Regions from separate parts of the Homo sapiens genome. Here regions 2 and 3 are each linked to region 1. Evidence: chromatin contacts called from ENCODE Hi-C or POLR2A ChIA-PET data. All regions are on one chromosome and are shown on one strand. Each heading gives the region's core, a stretch centred on a gene start or an enhancer-like site at or near the end of the contact. The rest is flanking DNA. Distances are from core to core; before and after follow the strand shown.

The links. A loop is a pair of places that touch in the nucleus more often than their neighbours do. ChIA-PET counts read pairs that join two places held with the same protein, here RNA polymerase II (POLR2A). Pooled maps may share reads with other maps.
Region 2: a pooled map shows a loop between it and region 1 (8-fold over the local background). The contact joins two enhancer-like sites. A Hi-C loop is called at or near these places in 3 of 37 single-sample maps with no recorded cell type and 3 of 50 pooled maps. POLR2A ChIA-PET finds 5 or more read pairs at or near these places in 1 of 52 experiments (Panc1).
Region 3: a loop to region 1 is called in a map with no recorded cell type, with 14 times the contacts of the local background. The contact joins two enhancer-like sites. A Hi-C loop is called at or near these places in 4 of 37 single-sample maps with no recorded cell type and 2 of 50 pooled maps.

What each region holds. Positions count from the first base shown.
Region 1 is chr11:110,523,871-110,529,015 of GRCh38, forward strand. No RefSeq gene overlaps it. Among named protein-coding and RNA genes, the nearest start is that of FDX1, 96 kb to the left of the region's middle. Within about 2 kb of position 2,646, at least 4 of the 41 ENCODE cell types and tissues checked have a DNase peak (open chromatin) inside an H3K27ac peak, as active enhancers do.
Region 2 is chr11:111,001,951-111,007,095 of GRCh38, forward strand. All of the region lies in intron 2 of LOC105369489 (a long non-coding RNA gene), which reads right to left. Among named protein-coding and RNA genes, the nearest start is that of LINC02550, 93 kb to the right of the region's middle. Within about 2 kb of position 3,186, at least 3 of the 41 ENCODE cell types and tissues checked have a DNase peak (open chromatin) inside an H3K27ac peak, as active enhancers do.
Region 3 is chr11:110,856,066-110,861,210 of GRCh38, forward strand. No RefSeq gene overlaps it. Among named protein-coding and RNA genes, the nearest start is that of ARHGAP20, 150 kb to the left of the region's middle. Within about 2 kb of position 2,531, at least 5 of the 41 ENCODE cell types and tissues checked have a DNase peak (open chromatin) inside an H3K27ac peak, as active enhancers do.

The DNA.
Region 1 (5,145 bases), core at 1,396-3,895:
TGATCTTACAACCCCTTAACAGATCAAGTTTGTGCATGTGTGTGTGTTTACCAACATTTTTTTGAAAAAATTAAATTCACAGAAAGATTAAAGAACAGTGAACATCCATATGCCCTTTATCTAGATTCATCACTTGCCACATTTGTACTATGTACATGAATATAATACACACATATATGGACATGTACATATGTGTGTACATGTGTACACACACACAACTGATTCCCATTATTCACGTATAGTTATACTCTAGAGAGTCATAGTGAACACTGAATTAGAGAATATGGAACCATTGTTCCTAAGGGAGATACAGGGCTAGATTGCTAAGAACCTCTGCTGGCATTTTCATTAAGCTTGTTTTGTGTGTGTTTCTGTTTGAAGACACTTTATGTATTATATATTGTTGATTCAGTAACACTGAGCATATGGCCGTTAGTGCTATGACTCATGTCTGAACGAAGCTTCTCTAACACGTGTTTTCTCCATGAGGTTCATCACAGCCCTCTTGCTCATGGGAACACTAGACAGCACTTCAGCCTTGTGCGTGGGGCAATCTTAAGTAGTGAAATCACCAACAAAAATAAAAATGCAAAAAATGTGCCACTAAATAGACCACAGAAAGGACACTTGTTTACAGTGTGAAACAAGAAGACAGAGTGTTGATCAACCTTCCTTGACCTCATCTGAGAATGTTTGTATCGGATGACTCAAAGTTTTCATCACTCTGTATGTCTGCAAGTAACCGTCAAAGCCCTATGAATATTGATTCAGGGGGCTATAATTCTGAAATACATTTTAGCAAGCAGGCAAATCTGCAAATATAGAATGTCAGTGATGAGTATCAGCTGTTTGTATGTGTGAACGTTGCAGACACTATGTCTCTTCCCCCTGAATGCATCTTTTAAGAATAAGGATATTCTCCAACATAACTACATGACCGTTACCCTGCCCAGGATAACTAACCTTCATTCAATAATATCATCTGTTATGCAGTTTATATTCAAACTTCTCCAATGTTCCCCAAGAATTCGAAGAGCTGTTTTTTGGGGGGGGCCTAAATTCAATCAAGGCTCACCCACACATTGCATGTAATTGTCTCTTTAGTCTCCTTTAATCTATACATCTCCTGCCTTTTAAGAAATTAACATTGATATGTTTGAAGAGTCCAAGCCAATGGTCTCTTAGAATGTCCCACATCCTAGATTTATCTGGTTGCTTCCTCATGATTAAATGTTGATGAAACCCTTTGGGCAGGATTACCCCAAAGCGGGTATTGGGTACTGCTTTTGCAGGCCAGGAGAAGGCTCCTATCACTTTGTCCCTCTATTGGTGAGGCTGTTTCATTCCTTCATTAAATTACTGCTGTAGATTGGGTGTGATGGCTCACTCACGCTTGTAATCCCAGCACTTTGGGAGGCCAAGGCAGGAGGATCCCTTGAGCCCAGGAATTCGAGACCAGCCTGGGCAACATAGGGAGACCCCATCTCCATACAAAATTTAAAACATTAGCCAGGCATGATGGCACATACTTGTAGTGCCAGCTAATCAGGAGGCTGAGGCAGGAGGGCTGCTTGAATCCAGGAATTTGAGGCTGCAGTGAGTCATGATTGTGCCCCTGCACTCCAACCTGGGTGACAGAGTGAGACTCTGTCTCAGGAACAAATAAATAAAAATGAAGTGCTGCTCTAGGTGAAGTAGGGTCAGCGCTGTAGAGGTGAGGGCCTGAAGAGTGGAGGAAGAACCAGGGATCATTGTTGTGAATGGGGAAGGAAGTCTTAGGGGCTGAATCCCGGCAGCGGCCTCTCTCCCAGGAGCAGAGGGCCTGCATCTGTCCTGGAGCCCTTCCCTTGTCAAGAGCATGAAGAAACACAGCGTCAATGTCTGGGGGCCTACTTTCAATTTCCAGTGAAATTAGGACAAAGTTCCTTTAGGCTTGATATCATTTCTTTTAAGCCTGAGGCTTGAAGTTGGAGCATTCTAAATGCGTAGGAAACTGTTATGAATAGCAACGAAAGGCAGAGTAACTAACACCTGACATAGCTATTTTCCTTGCCATTGCCTCTGCATGATTTAATATTTAATATGCTTGTGGTCAAACCAAGTCTGAACAGAGCAAGCCTGAAGCACTTCTAGCAACACAGCCAGGTGGCCAGGAGCCCAAAGTGATATAACTGCGGTTTACTCACAGGCTTTCAGAGTAACCTTTAGGGCTGGTTGAACTCTCAGACACCACTTAGCATTTCCTAACAATGATCTGTAATGCATTTGGGAAGCCTGTCTGAATCACCCAATTAGATCATGCTTTCTAATGGGCCTCAATGCAGAGATGCTGCCAACAGCTTTGGCAGAGGCACACAGAGCCCCCTTCTTTACAAGGCATCTTCCACTCTCTGTTTTTGATTTCACTCTCACAACATCACTGTGTTGTATCCCAGGTGGATGCTACTATTCCCACTTGCAGATGAGGAATCTGAGGCTCGCTGAAGTTAAGTGACTTGTGCAACGTCACAAAACCATTGAATGGTTGCTGTGAGCTTTCAACTCAGGAAAGGGCTTGACTTTCCCCTCAGGTGCCCTTTCCACTGTGGTGTTGGGAGTTAAGTAGAGGCAGACAGGTCATTACTGGATGGGAAATGCCCTGTGAGCCATTGCCAGCTATGTTTCTGTGTTGGCCTCCAGCAGTGCTTGTCTGATCAGAGACAGGGGTTATGTGGTTAGAACTGGGAAGAAGGCACCCACTAAAATTCTCTAGTGACTTGTTTTCACTTTTGTTTTAGGTTTAGGGGTATAAGTACAGGTTTATTATATAGGTAAATTGCATGTCACAGGGGTTTGGTATACAGATTATTTCATCACCCAGGTAATAAGCAGAGTACCGGATAGACAGTTGTTGAATCCTCACCCTCCTCCCACCTTGTACCTTCAAGTAGGCCCCGGTATCTATTGTTCCCTTCTTTGTGTTTACGTGTACTCAGTGTTTAGCTCCCACTTACAAGTGAGAACGTGGAGTATTTGGTTTTCTGTTTCTTTGTTAGTTTGCTGAGGATAATGGCCTCCAGCTCCATCCATGTTGCTACAAAGGATATGAGCTCATTTTTTAAAAATGGCTGTGTAGTATTCCGTGGTGTATATGTACCACATTTTCTTTATCCAGTCTACCATTGATGGGCATATAGGTTGACTCCATGTCTTTGCTCACTGTGAATAGTGCTGCGGTGAACATACATGTGCATGTGTCTTTATGGTAGAATGATTTATATTCCTTTGGGTATATACCCAATAATAGGATTGCTGAGTTGAATGGTAATTCTGTTTTGAGTTCTTTGAGAAATCTCCAAACTGCTTTCCATAATGGCTGAACTAATTTACATTTCCACCAGCAGTGTATGAGCATTCCCTTTTCTCTGCAACCTCGCTAGCATCTGTTATTTTCTGACTTTTTAGTAATGGCCACTCTGACTGGTGTGAAATGGTATCTCATTGTGGTTTTGATTTGCATTTCTCTGATGATTAGTAATGTGGGCATTTTTTCATATGCTTTTTGGCTGCATATTTGTCTTCTTTTGAAAACTCTGTTTATGTTCTTTGCCCACTCTTTAATGGGGTTGTTTTTTGCTTGTAAATTTAAGCTTATAGATTCTTGATATGAGACCTTTTTCAGATGCATACTTTGCAAATATTTTCTCCCATTCTGTAGGTTGTCTGTTTACTCTGTTGGTAGTTTCTTTTACTGTGCAGAAGATCTTTAGTTTAATTAGGTCCCATTTATCCATTTTTGTTTTTGTTGCGATTGCTTTTGGAGTCTTGGTCACAAAATCTTTTCTGTAGCCTATACCCAGAATGCTATTTCCTAGGGTATTTTCCACAGTTTTTATATTTATGTTTTACATTTAAGTCTTTGGTTCATCTTGAGTTGATTTTTGTATATGGTGTAAGGAAGGAATCCAGTTTCAATCTTCTGCATATAGCTAGCCAGTTATTCCAGCACCATTTATTGTATAGGGAGTCCTTTCTCCATTATTTGTTTTTGTTGATTTTGTCGAAGTTCAGATGGTTGTAGAGGTGTGGCTTTATTTTTGGGCTTTCTACTTTGTTCCATTGGTCTATGTGTTGGTTTTAGTACCAGTACCTTATTGTTTTGATTACTGCAGCCTTGTAGTATAGTTTGAAGTCTAGGTATAGAATCATATTGTCTACAAACAGAGATAGTTTGACTTTGTCTCTTTCTATTTGGATGGCTTTTATTTCTTTATCTTGCCTGATTGCTATGGCCACGACTTCCAGTACTATGTTGAATAGGAGTGGTGACAATGGGCATTCTTGTTTTGTTCTGGTTCTCAAGGGGAGTGCTTCCAGCTTTTGCCCATTCAGTGTGATGTTGGCTATGGGTTTGTCATAGATGGCTCTTATTATTTTGAGTTATGTTTCCTAAATGCCTAGTTTGTTGAGGGTTTTTAACATGAAGGGATATTAAATTTATTGAAAGCCTTTTCTGCTTCTGTTGAGATGATCATGTGGTTTCTGTTTTTATTTCTGTTTATGTGATAAATCACATTTGTTTATTCGTATATGTTGAACCAACTTGTGTCCCAGGAATTAAAGCCTACTTGATCATGGTAGATTAGCCTTTCTATGTGCTGCTGGATTCAGTTTGCTAGTATTATGTTGAGTATTTTTGCATGTATGTTCATCAGGGATATTAGCCTGAAGTTTTCTTTTTTCACTGTGTCTCTGCCAGGTTTTGGAACCAGAATGATGCTGGCCTCATAGAATGAGTTAGGAAGGAGTACCTCCTCCTCAGTTTGTTGGAATGGTTTCTGTAGGAATGGTAGCAGCTCTTCTTTATAAATCTGGTGGAATTGGGCTGTGAATCTGTCTGGTCCTGGGCTATTTCTGGTTGGTAGGCTTTTTATTACTGCTTCAGTTTTGGAACTCATTATTGGTCTGCTCATGGATGTGTTTGTAGTAGTCCCCAAGGGTTTTTTGTATTTCTGTTGGGTCAGTGGTAATGTCCCTTTTGTAATTTCTGATTGTGTTTATTCGGATCATCTCTTTCTCTTTTTTTCTTTGTTAGTCTAGCTAGTGGCCTATCAATCATATTTATTCTTTCAAATAATGAACTTTTGATTTTGTTGATCTTTTGTA
Region 2 (5,145 bases), core at 1,936-4,435, 480 kb after region 1:
CCAAATTGTAAATTAGTGCTATAAGCACTGAAATGTAAGACCCAGGGGGATATGTGAAGGGTACCAGCAGTACCAGCCACAACATGCTTCCAAGGAAGGGTGCAATGATGATTTTGTCCCAGAGAATAGAAAGGAAGCACTTGGTATTTGCTGACCAGCAACACAAACTTTCTCTCCCTCATGATAACTGCTCATCCTCTGGAGCAAGTCCTAAAGTCCCCCAAATAGGCCTTCACTTCCTGCTGCTCACTTCTAGTTCCTGAGTAAAAGGATGTATCATCCAAACTGTCCAAAGCAAAAGAATCGTAAGGATACTAAGAGTGTCTTTTGAAGTTGACAATGGGCCTTCGTCCCCTTATTCTTGGCTTGTATTTCTTTATTCCAAAGCAAGGACATTTCAGCACTTTCCATAGTGAGCCAATGATCAGAATCCAGATGTGAGTAGGCTGCCTTCATTTTCTGATTGCTAACAATGGTGAGTCATATGAGGATTGGATGTGACTCAAACATGAGCCCAGTGCATGTGAATGCTTCAGTCATGCCAATGTTTCCTTTGGTGAGAATCCCTCCTAATGTCCAAGCATAGCGATATGTTTATAGTAATTGTTTTTCACTAGAATAGCAGAAAATTATGTTATGTAACTATTTACATTGATTTTCAATTACTAATTGATCCAATCCTGCTGCTATGACAACTGGCGGCACTCAGTTACCCGATGAAAACTGACTATAATCTCGTAAAGAATAAGGGCAATATTGCCAGCACTTACAATCTGCATGTAGACAGTAGGTTCTTGATGAGTCCCATTACTCATTCTTTGCTGTTTGGCACATCATAAGTGCTTAAGAATTGTATATTTGCTCCACATTTCTCTTCCTCCCTTTCTCTCCTCCCTTTTTGCCTCAGTTTATCATTAGAGGTGGAATCGGGGGTTCATAAAAGAACATTCTAGATCATGATATGTAGAAACAAGTTAAATGGGGTGGGAAACTACTAATTCCTTGAACATTAGGTGTCTAAGAAGGGATTTTTTTTTTTTTTTTTTTTTAGGTCCAGTATGTTTTCCTGATCAGGGAAAGACTCTAAATGGCAACAAGCTGGGCTAGACATAATGCCACTTCAAGCCCTGGGTAGCCATAATATTCGATATTGACCCTTGGCTTATGGAATTTTTTGTCAAGTTGATTTTCTCTTTGGGGAAACCTTCTTAATGTGATTTTATTAGGGTTAAACTGTAATAGCACAGAAAATTATTAAATACATAGCAATTATATTCAGATTCAGGTACTCAAGAGAAACTGTACAAAGTCAATCCACATTGATGACATTGTTGATTATTATTTTGTACAATTGTTCAAGAAGAGTGTGCCCATTCAGAATTGAGCCAAATAAAACAGTTGACCCTTGAACAACATACGGGTTATGGGCACTGGCCCACCAGACAGCTGAAAATCCACATATAACTTTTGACTTAACTACTACTAATTTAACTACTACTTAAATACTGCTAGCCTTCTTTTGACCAAGAGCCTTGTTGACAACATAAACAGTAGGTTAACCCATATTTAGTAGGTAGCATATCATATGTACCTACTGTCTCAAGGTGTCTTGAGACACCCTTGCTGTCTCAAGGGTGGCAGAGATGGAGGAAAATCCATGTATTGGACCTGTGTGTTCAGTCCATGTAGTTCACGGGTCAACTACAGAACATTGATTCTCAAGTGGCATGGAAGATGTGAGTGTCAGTAAAGCTGTGGGCAGGGGAACTATAGTGAGAAAACATGCCAGAATCACCTGCATAACTTTTTCAAACTACAAGTCTGCTCACAGCCTGGTGCCTGATTCAGGGAGTTCTGGTCTGGTATGTCACTGAGCAACAACCTCTGGAATAAGGATGCTGTGCATGCCTAAAGAAAGCATAGGTTCTTCTCTCTGCTTATCCCAGGGTGGAGGGGCCTCCTGTTGGCAAGAAGTGCCCTGGACATAACAGGACTGCCTTCCCAATGGGGGTATCATGTATTGCTCAGGAAGGCACAGAGCCAGTAGCCTCAATGAAGGGCAAGCCCCTCTTTGTGCAGACCCCACTGGTTATGACTCTGAGGCTCACAGAAAGTTCCACTCACTGAAACCCCACCAGAAACAATCAGTCCCAATATAGTGTGAAAGAAGAGCTTCACTTAAAAACCATCATTAAAACTTTCACTCCCACTATCACTATGTTGTTAGCACCCTCAATTAAAGCAGAGATTTCCCTCCTGGAAATCACTATGAGTCTGTTACAATCACTAGGTCCCTGATACAATGAAAATATTTTCCTTGAAAGAGGCAACATTCATCCAGAATTACCATTGGACCTATATTTCATATGAGGGATATTGCTTATAACCTCTCATTGAGTACTATGCATCCGTTATAATAATTCTTGAAAACCACTATAGGATGTTGATATTCTTATTCCTTTCTGCAGATAAGGAAACCTAGGTTCCATTAAGGTTCAGAAACTTGCCTCCAAGATGTCATAGAGCTATTAGGTGTAAGACCCATCACTCCTGTACACCAGTGTGGATTATCTCAGGCAAGCCATCATTACCTACTAGGGAGGAAGGAATGGTCATAAGAGAGATGGGGACAGCTCCAGCATTCTGTATATGGGGGTCTTCGGGATGACAATCTGGTTGGGGCAACATGGAGGTGGTTTTTTTTTTTCTTTCCAGAAAATTCTCTTGGAAGCTATGGTTACATTGCAAACTCATATTTTAAAAAAACTCAGTTGGAGTGACTTGAAGAGGAGATTGATGGAACTTGTAGGGGAGTCTAAGATCACCAACCACCCCTGAGTAATGACCTTAAGCCACCATTAGGTTTATCCAATAGCATTTGTTTAAGCAGTTTCCATGTGCCAGGCTCTATGCTGGAAACACACAGTTGGCCCTTTGCTTAAGTCACTCAAGAAAACCAGGGGGAAAGAAGTAGCACTGACAAAATTATGTCATCATTTGAAAGGTGGCAATTCAGAAATATCCAAGATTCACAGTAAGAGTAAATCCTATGGCTTTCCTTTTTATGGTTCTAATCTAAATGATCATTATCATCTCTCAGGACTAGAGATTTTATTTTTCTCACAGAGTATGTGGTCTCCAGGCACACAGCTTGCATAAATCCTGAACACATTCCTCAAGGCTTTATGATGTGTGTGTGTGTGTGTGTGTGTGTGTGTGTGTGTGTGTGTGTGTGTGTGAAAGAGAACAGAGAGAGAGAATGTTACAGGGAGGATGCATGACTCCCTGCTGTGATCTGACAACATTCAGGAAATTTAGAGTTAACATTCTTACAGTCAGCAGTCGCATAGGAGACTGGGCCTCAATCTCTGCATTCCTGGGCTGTCGTCGGCTTCACGATTTCAATGTGCCTCAGTGTCTGTTTTGTATTTAACTCTGCCCCACATATAACACCACAAGACCTGTCCGTGGTTTTGCTGTTAGAGAATGGTTAATATCTAAAGAGGGTGGGTGCCCTCACCAAGCACCCCCAGGGGAGATCTCAAGCTAGAAAGATAATGATCACTTTCATGGAGAAAACCACACAGGCACAAACACCAGAAACTGATATTTAAACCCCGAACTCATAAGGGACCCCACGTTTTCCCATTAGCTGGCTTTGTCTGTTTCTCCTCATCAGCAAACATATGCTCTCCATGGAACCAGCCCAGCCCATCTGAACCAGTTACTATTTCTGTAAGAAGTAGGAGGGGGAGGAGAAAGGGAGAAGAAATTTTACATTACCATTCTCATGCGGTGCTATAAATATTTGCCACAGAAAGCCATGAGGTCTCATTTGCATGAATGATACCACAAAAGCCAACTGTGCCTCTGTGAACTAAGGCCTCTCTCACTCTGTCCTGAGTGCACTGCTTAAATATTGGGGTGGGCTCTTTGATTAGAGAGATCTTAGTTTGACTCCCAGCTCTGCAACATAACATTGTATGACCTTGAGAAACGTAATTGACTTCCATTTCCCAATTTCAACTATCCCATTCTCTCACTACCGTCTTCTACCTGCCAATTCCCTGCCACCACCAGTAGTTCAACAACACTTTGACTCCTACCAAGATCTTGTTTTATTGATCTATACAAGTGTTTCACCATCCCTTACCTCTTGCATGGCCTCCTTTTATTCATTATTCATTTAAAAACGCCACGGCCATTCAGTAATTCTTGAGTGTATTTTTAATTTCCTTGTCCCTCTCCTTTGGCATATTTGCTTGGCTAAATGAGAAACCTAGTTACATCCACCTCTTTGCCTCTTCCTCACCTGAGCCTGTAGCGTTGGACATGTTTGGAGAAAAACACATAATCTTACTGACTAGTCTCATTAAGTTTATGACTACCATCTTCAGCTGTGCCTTCTGCTGCCTGGCAACCACTCTGCCTCCCTAGCCAGTTCACTGTCTCATTTTCCTAGCTGAGGATCTCATACGTCCTCTGTTCTCTTAAACCCCCTACCCCCACTCTCCCTCTCAATTACTGGCTTTGCTTCCTGCTTTCCCGAGAAAAATGAAGAGAGAATTTCCACAAACTCCCACTTCCGCCTCTACCCATCTCCCTATATCTCATTTCTGTTAATGTGGATGAACACACTCTGCTCTCAGCTGAGCAAACCTTGCCACTTCTTTCTCTCGTGCATCATAGGATTTTTTTTTTCTGTATTCAAACTGTTCCCATACTAGCATGCTGTTATTCCGTTTTACTAAAAATCTTTCTTTTGACTCCACTTTCCTCTGTAGCTATAGCCCCCATTTCTCCCTTTCCCTTTATAGCAAAACTCTTTGAAAGAGCAATCTATACAATAGTTACTGTCTCTAGATTCTCCCAACTCTTTCTTGAACACATTCAAATCAGGGTTTTGCTCCAGTGAAAGCATTCTTATTAAGACCACCAATAACTTCCATGTTTCTAAATGTAATGCTATGCACTCGGTAGATATTCTTGAATGATGAATGAATCACTCTAAACCTCATTTTCTTCATATGTAAAATGACATAATAATATCTACTTTTGATATTTGTTGTGGTGACTGATGTACTATAGGCAAAGAATTTCAGAGTAAGTGCTAAATTATATATTAAGCAAAAGACGTTTGCTACA
Region 3 (5,145 bases), core at 1,281-3,780, 330 kb after region 1:
TGAGAATGAAAGAATTCTGAAGCATAGACACAGAATAAATAATGCCTCCTTGCTGTTAAAAATTTAATTGGAAAAAGCATGTCTATTTTATAAACATTGTTAATTTTATCCTATACTTTCTGACTGGCACAGGACAGATATTAAAAATATTATACTTTATAATCTGAAATCTGCAAAACCTACATTTTAATGCCAATAAACCTGAGACTCACACTAGGAAGACATCTGCCTAAGTTCACACAGCTCGTAGGTGATAGAGCTGGGATTTACTTTCTGATGTGTTTGCTTTTAAAGCCAGGACTCTTTCAACTACACCATAATTTTCTAAAATGGTTTTCTTCGAACCTCACATGAGGAGATAGCAATAAGCATGTCTATAAAAGACTGTGCTATGGTTAAGTTACCTTTGAAAACTTGATACTACATTTTTCTCTTAAAAATTTACAATGCACATAAGCATACTAAAGGCTCTGAGAAGTCCTGCAAAAAAAGAAACCTGTTTCATTCTGTGCAATCGAGCAGTTTCCAAACTTTCTTGAGCACAGGGCACTTTTTCCTTAGCACATCCGTCAACACCCAGAGGAGAACAGTGTGTGGAACATAAGTGTAGGAGACACTGTACTCAGCTAGGCTGTTCCCCAACCATCCTTGAATGCCCCTAGGGCCAGCCCTTTCTTCTTCACTTAGTTTCTAAGTACCTTTTAAAGGGGACATATATAATCCTATTTTCTCTCCCTCCAGTAATTCCTTATTCATCACTCCAGGCATCTCTCTTAGTAATGCTTTAAACTGACTGCCTAAAAGAGATCATTTCTTCTCCCTTTCTGCATATTTTGAAACAAGTAACAAAATAAGGCATGGATTAATATAAGCTTAGCTGGTTTATTCAGATCCTCAGAGAGTCAAACACCATATTTCCATCTGAAAACTTCTACTTAGTGCAGCAGAACTCTCTGCTTGAGCACACATTTTCATGAGACCCCACATGGTGACAAAGCCAAATGAATTGGTCAATTCCTTTAGAAAGTATTTGGTATCATGTACATATGGTCTACATCTAAAATGATGTCACTCTTGGGTAAATGGCCCCATGAATGTGAATTAGTAATTCCCAAGATTGTGAATAATAACTTTTTTATGAAAGACTATTGTCCACTAAATACCTAGCACTTAAAACTAAAAAACTTGTTTACAATCAATCTAAATATTTGAAGATATCTTAAGTTCTAACCGGAATGCTCACTTTCCTTCCAAATGCCTAGCACTGTACAGATGTAGCCAAGAATTTTGAATCATTGACTAATTCCTTCCTTTCATTTCTTTAACTTCTCCAGTTTATATTGTACTAATCTGGGTGCTTTATATTATGTAGACAATCTTATTGTTAGTTGGCTCCATGCCAAAGACATTTAGTTATAAATGTTAATTATCTTTTTTGGTAGATGAGTAAAATGGAAACTAGGTAAAACCAAGAAAGAATAGCCATCCGTGCTCCTCCTGAAAGAATTTTGAAGTTAAAATCCACTAAAGCATGCAAAGTTCTGTTTTTACTCCTTGATCTTTTCACTCTTAGCCACATACATCTAAAGTTATATTTCTCAAGGGACCCTAAAACAAGATTCAAAAGTGAAAATGTGGAACCATGGTTTGGAGTATGCAGCATAGAAAAATCACCTGAAACTAAACTAAAATGAGCAATTTAAAAACATAAAGGGGCGAAATGACCTGACAAAGAAAGATATCAAATAATTCTGAGCCAGAGTCCCAGGTAAAAATGTCGAAAACTTGCAGCTAAGAATAAAATTAGGAATTAGAGAAAATGTTGCTCTATTGGGCTGGATTTCCTCCAGGTCAACAATCACTGAGTCATTAAGAAAACTGAGAGTCCAAGAGTTCCTGATTCCCTGTGACAGGCCTCCATTCCCCAGATGAAGTTAGTGTGCTGGCTTAGCCACCTCTGCAGGGTGTGGACACCAGCATGAAGAGCAGAAGTCAAGTCTCGCTTTATCTGGCTGTGTTCCTGGTCAGTTTGCATTCTCAACCTCAGAGTGAGGGGGTATGATTTAAATGTGAATGTTTCTTAAAGTTCAGTTAATCCAGAGTGCTTGCAAAAGACCAAATGCTGCAGACCAATGATGGTTTTTTTTATACCAAGAACAAAATTAAATGTTGTCTATCAGCTGGACTAGGGAAAACATGATCCAAGCCACATAATATGCTAGTAGCATAACTACATGCTATGATAATCACCATGATCATCTCACCATCAGGGTTGTAATGATTCCAGAGTAATGATGAGGTTGGATCGTGCTAGCCATACCCTTTCAGCTGACCAGGCTGATCATCCTTGTGATTAAGGACATTGTTGAGTTTGCTTTCATCAGATAGACCCACATTTGCCCTCTCTTTGGAGACAGCGGCATCTGTGAGTACAATTTTTCTTTTATATGGGAGTTCTGCTGACTTTTCGATGAGCAACTTGCCGAAGTCTGCTGTCATAGAATCCCAGAGCCAGCAAGGTCCCTGGGGAGTCATGGAGGCTGCATGTCCATGCTGCACACAAACAGGGTCAGGACGGTCACATCTGGCCATTGTAGCTCATTTATACAGCTGGGATCCAGAAACATCAGTTTCGCTGTGCATGCTGTGCTAACACCCCACAGAGCCCTGGCCTCAAGGAGATGTGAAGAGCTCCATCCACAGCACTGGGTCCTACACACCCAGGTTACTCATGGGTAACCCGGTGGCACGGCATGTTATGATTTGAGAAGAACCAGAATTTGTGTTCTCAGAATTTCCCCATCTGCTGGCACCATGCCTGAATTTCCAACTATTAGATTCACTCCTGTGGGTTAAGAGGATGATTTCTGCTTTTTTTTTTCTCCTTTAGCACAAAAAACCCATTTAACATCAAACCACTTTACAAATCTTCCACATGATAGTTATAATTTTAGTTTCTGATGACTCAAAAAGAAGTAAACAACTACTAAAAATTTTTGTTGTGCTTTTATATGGATTTATATCTAATAAATTATAATAACATCTTCATATGTTAGAAAAATAGTCACCCATGTATTTATGAGCTATATTATTTACTAAGTCTAGAAACAGTGCTTGGTAAACACATGGCTTCATGGATCTCTAGTTCTGCATTCTTTCTCCCCACTCTCCCACCACACGCACCCCATGCTTTATCACCAAGATTTATGATCCACCGATTGGGGCCACTAAGTTAAGCAGCATTTTATAAGCTTGTGTTCTCTGGGACACTGTTCCACAGGGTACAAAATAAGTGTTCAAAAAAAAGTTTGGAAACAGCTGGGTTATTCAAAGTCAAATAGTTCTCTTTCTTGCAGGACTTCTCAGAGCCTCTAATTGCTGACACGCATTTTACATCACTAAGAAGTTATGGATTTCAGCATTCACTAAACCTCTTGAACCATGGAGGCCTTTCCTAGGCATACCTATTGACATATCTGGCGACAACATGCCAAAGAGCAATGCTTTAGGAAACACTGTCTCCAGAAGATTTCTGTTGAATATAAACATACAACCTGGGTATTTATGGCCTCCAATAAAAGAAGTTGTTGAATTGCCAAGAGGAAGGTCTTAAACGAATAGCTTCTTGGGTGTCTCTCCTCTAAGGAGCCTGACACACATAAACAGTACAGCTTATTGTCTCAAGTGACATTTATGGTGATAATTATTATCTCATTAATTGTTCCCCCTCCCTCATTAAAGACAAAACAAAACAAAACCCAGAGGCTAAGAGAGTAAACGGCTTAGAGTCAGTTAGAAAATCAGGCCACACAATGAATGGAAGCATTTTGGTACCACTAAGATAAATGTTCTCTAGATGTTATATAAGAAGACAGCTGTAAATGACGAGTTAATGGGTGCAGCACACCAACATGGCACATGTATACATATGTAACAAACCTGCACGTTGTGCACATGTACCCTAGAACTTAAAGCATAATAATAAAAATAAATAAATAAATAAAAAGAAGACAGCATGTAAAATTCCTGTCTAGACTGGATTCAGGTTTTGCTTGTTTGTTCTGTACCTCATTCAAGGTACATTGCAGTGACAGAGTGGAGACGCCTTTGCCGGCCTTTGCTCCTTTATAGCAAATGCGTCATGGGCAGATGTGGGCTGGCTAGAGACTGCCTTCTGATGACTTCACCAAGTGTCTCCAAGCCTGAACTCCCTCCGATTGTCCACATTCTTTCACCTCAGACATATGCTCAGTTCCCAATTTCACTTGTTAGAGCTTCACCCTCTTTACACTCGAGATTTGGATTCCTGTTGAAATTCTGACCTCCTTGGAGCAGATAGAAATTTAAATTCATATTCTTTAACAATCTTAGCATGACACCAAAAACAGGACATTAGAGGAATATGTAGCAAAGCAAGGAGCATTCGGGTACTGGAGCCACCTAATAGGGTGTCTGTCTCTTCATAGAGACCCAAGGAACCTTCAGGGGGTCTTGTTTTGTCCAAGTTGAGTGGCAAGCTTAAACAGCCAAGTCAGTGAAGGTAAAACAAAGGGCAGACCATCTGTGCTTGCAGACACAGCTAAACTAATGTGAGGGAGAAAATACGGGCAATTACTTAGACATTTTGGAGCCTCAAGCAATTCTTCCTCAATCAAGTGAATATATCAGGTTGTAGAGATTTTTGGACTTGAGGTTACTAGGAGAATTGCTTCAATTTGTCATTCTTTGTTCATGTGTAGACGGTGCTAATGATAACATGTTTGCCACTCACTTATCTCAGTGGAGACATAATTTTGTTTTATAGACTTTTCACACGACATCATGTTGATCAGTTAATAATTTATCAAGAACCTCTAGCCAAATATTAAAACAAATGTGCACCATAACATATCACTATATCTTTTCTTTGAACCATTCAGAGACACAGGCAGCAAGTCAAATTGCAAAACATCTGTGCTTCTTCATGGTCTTAATATAATGTGATTTTAACTTTCCATGCAATTAGAATGAAAACCATTCCAATTCAAAGGCATGAACCAATATGGTGCACCTATTAAGGTTTTAAAACATTCATTCTGTCAAATAGGGAAAAAAATTGGTTCCCTTTGAGATTTTCTCCATTAAACTAGTTTCCTAATTACTACA